2 separate regions of the Homo sapiens genome follow, and region 1 is linked to region 2. Evidence: chromatin loops called from intact Hi-C (ENCODE). Cell type or tissue: Panc1. All regions are shown on one strand. Each heading gives the region's core, and the rest is flanking DNA. Links, peaks and the distances in the headings are about the cores only. Region 1 holds the start of LOC124907723 (a long non-coding RNA gene). Region 2 has its middle 26 kb from the start of PXDN.

Evidence for each region. Peaks named below come from ENCODE experiments on the same cell type or tissue, not always from the same donor. Only the 100,000 strongest peaks of a DNase experiment are listed, where the experiment ranks them.
Region 1: a loop joins it to region 2, with 2.7 times the contacts of the local background. A loop is called at or near these places in 1 of 110 quality-filtered maps.

What each region holds. Positions count from the first base shown.
Region 1 is chr2:1,630,094-1,634,454 of GRCh38, forward strand. It overlaps PXDN (peroxidasin), which reads right to left. Exons shown (of 23, transcript NM_012293.3): 23 at 1,794-4,230. The coding sequence ends at 4,111. It overlaps LOC124907723 (a long non-coding RNA gene), which reads left to right and starts at 3,938. Exons shown (of 2, transcript XR_007086188.1): 1 at 3,938-4,280. In Panc1, for the core only: no CTCF peak of the experiment used is centred there; DNase peaks (open chromatin) are centred at 1,438 and 1,928; H3K27ac peaks cover 4,000 bases.
Region 2 is chr2:1,768,018-1,772,404 of GRCh38, forward strand. No RefSeq gene overlaps it. Among named protein-coding and RNA genes, the nearest start is that of PXDN, 26 kb to the left of the region's middle. In Panc1, for the core only: a CTCF peak has its summit at 1,911 (motif pointing left); a DNase peak (open chromatin) is centred at 1,904; H3K27ac peaks cover 3,955 bases.

The DNA.
Region 1 (4,361 bases), core at 362-4,361, 140 kb before region 2:
TTTATGATCCATGGGAGCAGGTCAAAATATACACACTAACAGAAGTGCCTGTTAAAAAAGTTGATTCCTGCCCTCATGGATAACGCTGAGGGGTTTAAGACTTCAGTGGAGGCAGTAACTGCAGATGTGGTGGAAATAGCAAGAGAATTAGAAGTGGAGTCTGAAGATGGGACTGAATTGCTGCAATCTCATGATCAATCTTGAATGGATGAGGAGTTGCTTCTTGGGGATAAGCAAAGCGAGTGGTTTCTTGAGATGGACTCTACTCCTGGTGAAGATATTGTGAACACTGTTGAAATGACAACATAGGATTTAGAATATTCCATAAGTTTATGTGATAAAGCAGCAGCAGGGTTTGAGAGGACTGACTCCAATGTTGAAATAAGTAATTCTGTGGGTAAGATGCTATCAAACAACATCCCTTACTACAAATAAATCTTTCATGAAAGTAAGGCTAAACCAATGCGCTAAGCTTCATTTTGTCTTACTTTCCAAAATTGACACAGCCACCCCAACTTTCAACAACCACCACCCTAATCAGTCAGCAGCCATTAACACCAACACAAGACCCTCCACCAGCAAAGAGATTACAGCTCACTGAAGGCTCAGATGATCGTTCACTATTTTTAGCCATAAAGTATTTTTAAATTAAGGTATGTACATTTTTTAGACATAATGCTTTTGTGCATGTAATAGACCATAGTGTAATGTGAACACAGCTTTTATTCGCACCGGGAAACCAAAAAAATTGTATGACTTGCTTTATTGAGATAGTCACTGATTGCGGTGGTCTGGAACTGAAGCCACAATATCTCCCAGGTATGCCTGTATTTATGTCATTTGACATATAATTTTGCACACCAGAAACAGGTATTAAGTGTTAATAACAAAAAGCAATAGGAATGTTTCAATGCATTCTACATATTATTAAAACAAGATACATATGGTTAACTTTTGCTAGTTTTGCATTAGGCATTTCATTTAAATTAAAATTGGTATATGGCACTCATTCCCTCGTGACAGAAAAGCACCTAATTTGTCTTTTGTTGATTGAGGAGTGTTCATCCCATGTTCATAAACATTCCATGAAAGCAGCTCAATTTATCATTCTAATTTTGAAATGATTTGGCAATTTTAACAACATAATATTTAATTTTCGTTAATATTTCATTTTTCTCCTTACATAGATGAGTAGTATTTTTTCCAGGCCCTATAAAGATGCCCTCAGATCCATTCCAGTTTCCTTTAGAGCAGCATCCTCTCTCCCACCCAACCACAGCCTGAGGGGCTCAGCAATTGTCACATGTCATCCCCGACTTCTGGCCCCAGAGCCACACATAGCTCAGGCCTGGAAAGGGAGTGTCTGTCTTCCGTGCACTGTGCCCTCCTGACCTGCGCTCTTGCTTCTGGAAAAGCATCTGCCCATCTCAGACACCTCGGTGTGTGAATTGCTTGTACACTCCTCTCTGACAAAGAAATGTCCTTCTCCACAGCACAAAGATTCCAGGAGACAAGGGCATTTATTTGCCAGAGGTTTTTCCCAAGAGCTCACTCCCACCTGCCAAAATTCAGTCGGGTTAAAGCATCCCAGCTGCTTCGGAAAAGGAAGTCAACTTTATCTAATACCTTATTTTTAGTAATTTTTTCACATTTAGTCACAAAATGATTAGTGACTAGGACAGTTCTGGGGCTTCTTCCTGGACCTACCTCCTTCCCTTCTCAGGCTTTTGATCTCACCTGGAAAAGTTTTAGCCTCATGTACTGGTTTCAGGTAAAAAAAAATAAAGCCATTCTCCATTTGAAAATGTGACCCATTTATTTGAACTGAAAGGCATCATTACAAAGTGCAAACATTTCTTTGGTAATGAACTGAATACAATGGTCATAAAAAAGGCATTTGGCTGTTGGAGCAGTTAGAAAAGTAAATAAATATGTACATTCCACTCCTGTTACAGCGATCCCGCACAGTGGCTGCTAGACACGTTCACCCAGGCACTGCCCACTGTTCTGATTACAGAGAGTATCAAACTGGTGATTCCGCAGACATTTTGGTTTGAATTACAGAATTTTTTTTGGTAAATCACAGTCAGCTTCCCCCTTTGGCTTAGACAACACAATTCCTTGTGACTGGCCCAGACCGCACATTACGCAGGTGTGCTACAGGTGTGCCGCCTCAGCACTGAGACCATGAGGCCTCCAGGGCATGTAAGAGGCACAGAACACTCCCAGAACCCAGAATCTGCTGTCATCTGAGTGCCTGAGCAACTTACATAACCATCAGCTTTTAGACGAACTTACACATTTCCTATTTGACAGAAATCTCTTCCACAATTTGGTCACTACATTTGACTTGCTATTTCAAAAGAAGTCCACATGTCATGAAACACCAACCAATTTTTATCAATCACTTACCAATATGAGGTTAAGAAGTTAAGACAACCATTTTTACAGATAAAACACATGAATCCAATGACCTTCCTCACAGCTGAAATGCTGCCTCCGCCGCAGCAACTTGGCCGGCCCGTGCTGGAAGGGTCTGGGTGTCTCCTTGGGAGGATGTGCACCTGGAACACGGGTTGTGCACAAATCACACCAGGCACTGTATGCGCCCATCCTGTCAGAAGGAAGCTGGCCTCCCCCACCCCATGGAAGCCTCGACGCCATACCCCAGTGCTGGACACCTGCCACCCTGAACCGAAACGGCCCCTGACCTCAGGGGCTCCCTCCACCACCTCAGCTGGGCCTTGCTGCGGGCAGGTGGCCCGGACCTTGGTGCCTCGTGTGCCCAGCACTGTGCCTGGCACATGGTGGATACTCAGGTCAGCGTGCTGCACTGAAGCTGTGTGTTCGGGGAAAGGTTGCTCAGAACACAGATCGCTTTGTATTTAGAGAAAAATGGAAGGTTTTGGTCAATTAAAGAGAGACCATGAGGTATGAGAGTTGATTTTCACTGACGTCTAAAAGAACTTTGCATAGTGGAAATGGTTTTTCTGCCATATCTAATACCTAAAAAATGGACACAATTTCATAAAACATCACGCATTTTAAAAATACAAATGAGGTATAGGGATTCTTTTTTTTTTTTTTTTTTAACGCACTCACACAACCTGAAGTTAGACAGTTCCCGACACTTGAGCTCCTCCTCCCTTGGGAAGAGCCATCCGGAAGCGGCTCTTGTTCAGGACGTGGACGCAACCAGGGCCGGCTGGGAGCGGCGTTGTCAACACACACCCTTGGCCCTCGGCAGGTATCAGATACACAATGGGATGAAGGAGGTTTTTTCACATTTGGTTCACAACTAGGCAGTATGTGTGCAAGTGACAGCTGAAAGCAAACCTGTTTCTAAATGTGGCTTATGAATGTTCTAATCAGGTGTGGAAGGAGCTGACACACGGAGAGTCACAGGCTATACAGCTGCTTCGAGCAGCGGGAATGTTTGTCTTGGGATTAGATGCTGACGTGTGGTGAAATGTTACAGAGAGCCCAGAGGAAGGAGGAGTTCAGAGGTTCCCAGGGAAGAGGCCGGGGGCTTGCACTGCACCCCCAGACAGTGTCCCTGTGAACGCTCTCATCAAAGGTTCTGTTCCGTTTGCCAAACACCAATTTTCTTTTTAAACATAGCTTGTGATGGAACCCCGATTTCGGTGAGCCCCTCTGGCAGCTCCAAGACTCACCCCACCTGCGGGTGACAGGTCTGCCGGCTCCTGGCATCTGAACAAGGCAAGGCTGACATATAGAGGTATCCTGCTTTATTTAAAAAGAAATGGTGTTGGGAGGCAAAATCAATTTAGGCGCCTAAATGATTCAACTGTGCAATTTAATAGTAGCACCAATTTTTCATTTTAAAAGAATTAAATAAAAACCTGAGAAGTCTAACGTGAAGCTAGGACTCCTGCCTGCTTCCCTTCAGGCACCTGCTGTGCCTCCTTCTCCGCAGATGCTCTGGTTGGAAGCCTCCTGCACTGCCTTCTGTAACAGCACCAGCTGGACGTTGTCATGAAATGTCACGAGTTCTGGGTGTTTCCTGGTCTGCAGTCCGCAGCTCCCTGCCATCGGCCACCCGATCTCACGATGGCACAGCAGACAAACTCTGAGGAGCCTCCCAGGAGCCTAGGGCTTTTCCTCCGCCCTCTTCTGTAAGCAGACTGGACAGCAGGCCCCTGGGATGTTCACGGGGACAGCACAGGTGGCAGGGGGGCAAGCTTCCACGAAGCAGGTGACCTGCCCGTCCTGGAGAAGAGAGACGGAGCACAGCCTGTCAGCTCTGGGATGGCCTTCAGGTGAGCAAAGCCTGTCAGCTCCGGGACAGGTGTCAGCCACGGCCATGAGTCAGGCCTTGCCCTGAGGCCCCTGCCTTGCCC
Region 2 (4,387 bases), core at 222-4,221:
CAAAAGAGCGTCCTGACTGGCCTCCCTGCCTCCAGCATCCCATCCAATCCACGGCCACTCACTCCAGAAGCCCGTCCAATCCGCAACCACTCACTCTTTCCAAGGCCAGCGCTCCGATGATGCTGTAGCCTCAGTCCCGGCCTCTGTCAAAGGCCCTCCAGCCCCTGACGCCAGGCCACCTTTGAGCTCCTCTTCTAAGCGCCCCCTTTAGTATCTTGCACACGGCTGTCCCCGTGTGAGCAGCTGGTGTGAGTAGAGCGTAGGGAGCTTATTTGGCAATCTCTTCGATGATCCTTGTGCGTGTCTAATGACCTGTGTTTGGCACACGACGTAAATGGAAACCCAGAGAAAGTTGACCAGCCTTCCAAGGTGGCGCAGCTGGTAAATGGCGGTGCCTAGATTCAAATCCGGCTCTCCGCGGTTCCACAGCCTGGGCCTGCTTCCCCTTCCAGGAGGGCTTGAGTTTGGGTGACTGATCTGCCAGCACCGCTGACATGCTCCTATTTCATGCTGCTCCCTCTGCAGCTCTACCCATTCTTCAAGGCCCAGGGTGGGCGGGCACAGTGGCTCACACCTGTAATTCTAGCACTTTGGGAGGCCAGGGTGGGAGGATTGCTTGAGGTCAGGAGTTCCAGACCAGCCTGGGCAGCATAATGGGACCCTGCCTCTACATAAAATTTAAAAACAAATTAACTGAGCATGGAGGTGCACACCTGTGCTCCCAGCTACTCAGAAGGCTGAGGCAGAAGGATTGCTTGAGACTAGGAGGCTGAGGCTGCAGTGAGCTATGAAACTGTGCCATTGCCCTCCAGCCTGGGTGACGGAGTGAGACCCCATCTCTACAAAACAGTTAAAAAATTAGCTAGGCATGGCCGGGCTCGGTGGCTCACGCCTGTAATCCCAGCACTTTGGGAGGCCGAGGCGGGCGGATCACGAGGTCAGGAGATCAAGACCATCCTGGCTAACACGGTGAAACCCCGTCTCTACTAAAAATACAAAAAAATTAGCCAGATGTGGTGGCGGGGGCCTGTAGTCCCAGCTACTCAGGAGGCTGAGGCAGGAGAATGGCGTGAACCTGGGAGGTGGAGCTTGAGTGAGCTGAGATCATGCCACTGCACTCCAGCCTGGGTGACAGAGAAAGACTCCGTCTCAAAATAGTAATAATTAATAATAATAATAATTAGCTAGGCACAGTGTGTGCACCTGTGGTCTCAGCTACTTGAGAGGCTGAGGAAGGAGGACTGCTTGAGCCCAGGAGGTAGAGGCTGCAGTGAACTATGATCACGCTGCCGTAAGCCAGCCTGGGTGACAGAGCAAAACCTTGTCTCAAAAAAGAAAAAGACTCAGGACCCATCCATGAACCCCATTTCCATTTCCACTGAACCTGAGGAATCCCCATCCTCGCTCTTTTACAGGCTCCCAAAATGGGGTTTTGTGTCAGCATGACATCCTTGGGCACATATCCAATCTCCCTTCGTGGATTTTGAGGCAAAGATTGGCGCTTCTGTTGCTTCCCGTGAGGGATCTTGGCTAACTGGAGTTGGAAATCAATAGCACTGGGAGTCCTAAAGGGAGTTAAAGGTTCTAGATTTGAGGGCCAAGAAATAAATGGGGAAAAAACTATTAAAATATTACATTATTTTGAGCTGAAGTTCATACCTGCATTAATTCTAACCTAATCTTCGTTGATGTTTCACACGACTGCTCTTACAAAACCTGGTTGGCTTGGGCTGATTTGTTGAGATGCCCAGAGGAATTTATTCTACTTTCCCTCTTAAAACCCCAATGCTAAACACGTGGGACTCCTGACCCTCCCGAGGTTGACTTGGAAGCTGCAACCCTGGCTCTTTCTCTGCTAAAAGGCCTGCTCAGGAGAGCTCAGGTGAGTGCCTGGTGAGATGCTGCCCCCTGGTGGTGATCCTCTTCTTAGTCCCAGGTGCCCAAGGTGGACCTTGCCCACGTCCATAGGGAAATAGTTCATGTAAGGTGGGTACTACGCTGGAGAGCCACAGCGGGAAACAGCTGTGCTTCTAGAAACCCCGTCCAGTGAGATGTGTGTCTCTTGGGTGGGTCTGACCAGGAGAAGTGGGCGAGCTCTTGCGTGTGTCTTTGAGGTGAGGGTTAATCCCTGAGCATCTGAACACAGCCAGGGCTGGGAATGGCTGAGGAAACAACTCTCCTCACTCGCTGCCAGGCTCTTTCCTTCCACCTCTGCTGCCCGCAAACCCAGTTTCTTCTGTCAAGAAAGCCAGAGGGGACCACGCTTTCCCACCCTCTTGGAGAGTATGCAGGTGGGAGTTGGGTCTGGGCTCCTGCAACCCTAAAGCGATCATGGCTGTCACTCATGTACAGACAAGGCCAGAGCTTCCTGTCCTTTGAAATCAATGCTTATGAATATTTTTCCCCAGAACAGGAATGAGTGGTCAATGTAGAAAAATTGGTGAATAAATTCAAGCAAAATTTTTAAAACATGAAAGGCACACATCAAGAATACCATTTTTTTCTATTCTGTATTTATGAGAGTGCACATTTTTCTTATTTGCACTTGTGCGTGGGGCCTGGGTGTCCCACCGTCCAGGCCCCTCTTCTTCCCCTCTGCCCAGACTCCCCAGCCCCCTCTGGAAACCACTGGGGGAAGTGAGCATGCCCTTCTGGCTAGAATGTTCTAGGAAACCAGCACCTCAGGAGGCCAGGCAGAGGGGAAGGCTGTGGGGCCTGGTCTCGAGGAATAGGTGGGAGAGGCGGGTAGACACCTGGTGTGGAGTTCGAACAAGTGAGATTTCTTTGGGCATCTCAAGTTCAAGTCTGAGGCCCAAAGTCGTTCCAATGAGGACAAGGTGCTGGTGAAGGTGGCCTGGTGGGGGTCTCGGACGGCAGCCGCCGCTCAGCCCCGGAGGTCCCAGAGGCAGGGCTGGGGTGGCCACGCTACTCACTGAGGCTGCGGTCACAGTGACCACAGCTGCTTAGGGGGAGGGTGCCAGGTCAGATCCTGCATCCACCACTCAAAGCTGGGCGCTGTGAGGCTGGTTCCCTAATCTCTGTGTCTCTGTGTGATGTGTGTGACCGGGAGGGAGCCATGTGGGGTCCGAGTGAACTGAAGCCCCAACAGTACCAGAGCACCCTGTGAGTACATCTAATGGGTTCACAAGCACAGACGCAGTGCCAGGCCAGGCTTGGCATCACCATGGAGGCCCCCATGAATTCATCTAATGGGCTCACACACACAGACGCAGCGCCAGGCCAGGCTTGGCATCACCATAGGGGCTTCTAGCTAAGGTGCTAAAGTTCGAGTTGGCGAGGTGTCACGGGAAACACACCTCCTCCCAACCCACGCCTCACAAACCTCTCCACAAATGTGGAAGGGAACGGCAACAACTGAGTTTCAGAAAACTCATTCAGCCAAAGTGCGGAAAGCAGCAGCAGCAACCAAGAGCAGACGGCAAAGACAGAAAGAAGTCTCTCATTTTCCCACAGCTGGGGTCAGAGGTTGTGCAGTTTGGAGTCAGGGGACAAGCTGGGCCCTCCTCCTCCCGGAAAACAGGGAGAGGGACGTGGTCTTCCTTGGTGGTGACTTTTCAAGGAGATGGCTCTTGGGTCCTTGAGAAAACTTTCTGGATACCTGAATCTGGCCAGAGGCTTCTGTAGCCATTAAACAGATTTACATACATTAGAAAAAGAAAGAAAGAAAGAATATCTGTAGGGAAAGGGAAAGAGGAAGGATCTTATCTTCAGTAATAAGAATGCAGCCTCTCACTGTATTTGTCCTGGCACTGGGAGCTGGTTAGGGTGCATGTTCCCAGGCTGCACCCCAGAGGCCCCTGGATAGAATCTGCAGGAAGAGGGTGGCCACTGTTCACACGAGGCACCTCCTGCCTCTGGTCCTTTCTACAGCAGCAGTGGAACTCTGGTCTCAGGTGGAATGCACTGGACCCTCCCTAGCACTGGGTACAACTCTGGTATTGGGTGGAACACACTAGACCCTCCCTTGTACTGGTGGAACTCTGGTCTTGGGTGGAATGCACTGGACCCTCCCTTCTTGCTGCCCCTGAGGAATGTTCTGGGATGAACCACAAGTGGGGACCATAGAGGGCACCTGACAGAGGGGTGCTCGGTGTCACCAGGATCCCAAGGGCCTGACGTTGGAGCCAAGGGCAGTGCATGTAAAGAGGCCTAAGTGAATGGCTGGCCCCCAGCCTCTGTGAGTGTCAGGCTCCTGGGCTCTTATGTGTCAGTGTTTCATCAAATTTGTATTGGCCTCTCATCAGATCAGCCCAAGGATCCACGTTCCAGGCCATTTCTGCAGCAGTTAGCATGTCTCACAGTGGGGTTTCTCTGCTTGCTCCTTAAGCCTTGCTTTTTCAGGCTTGCCCTCAGAGTGGCCATTAGC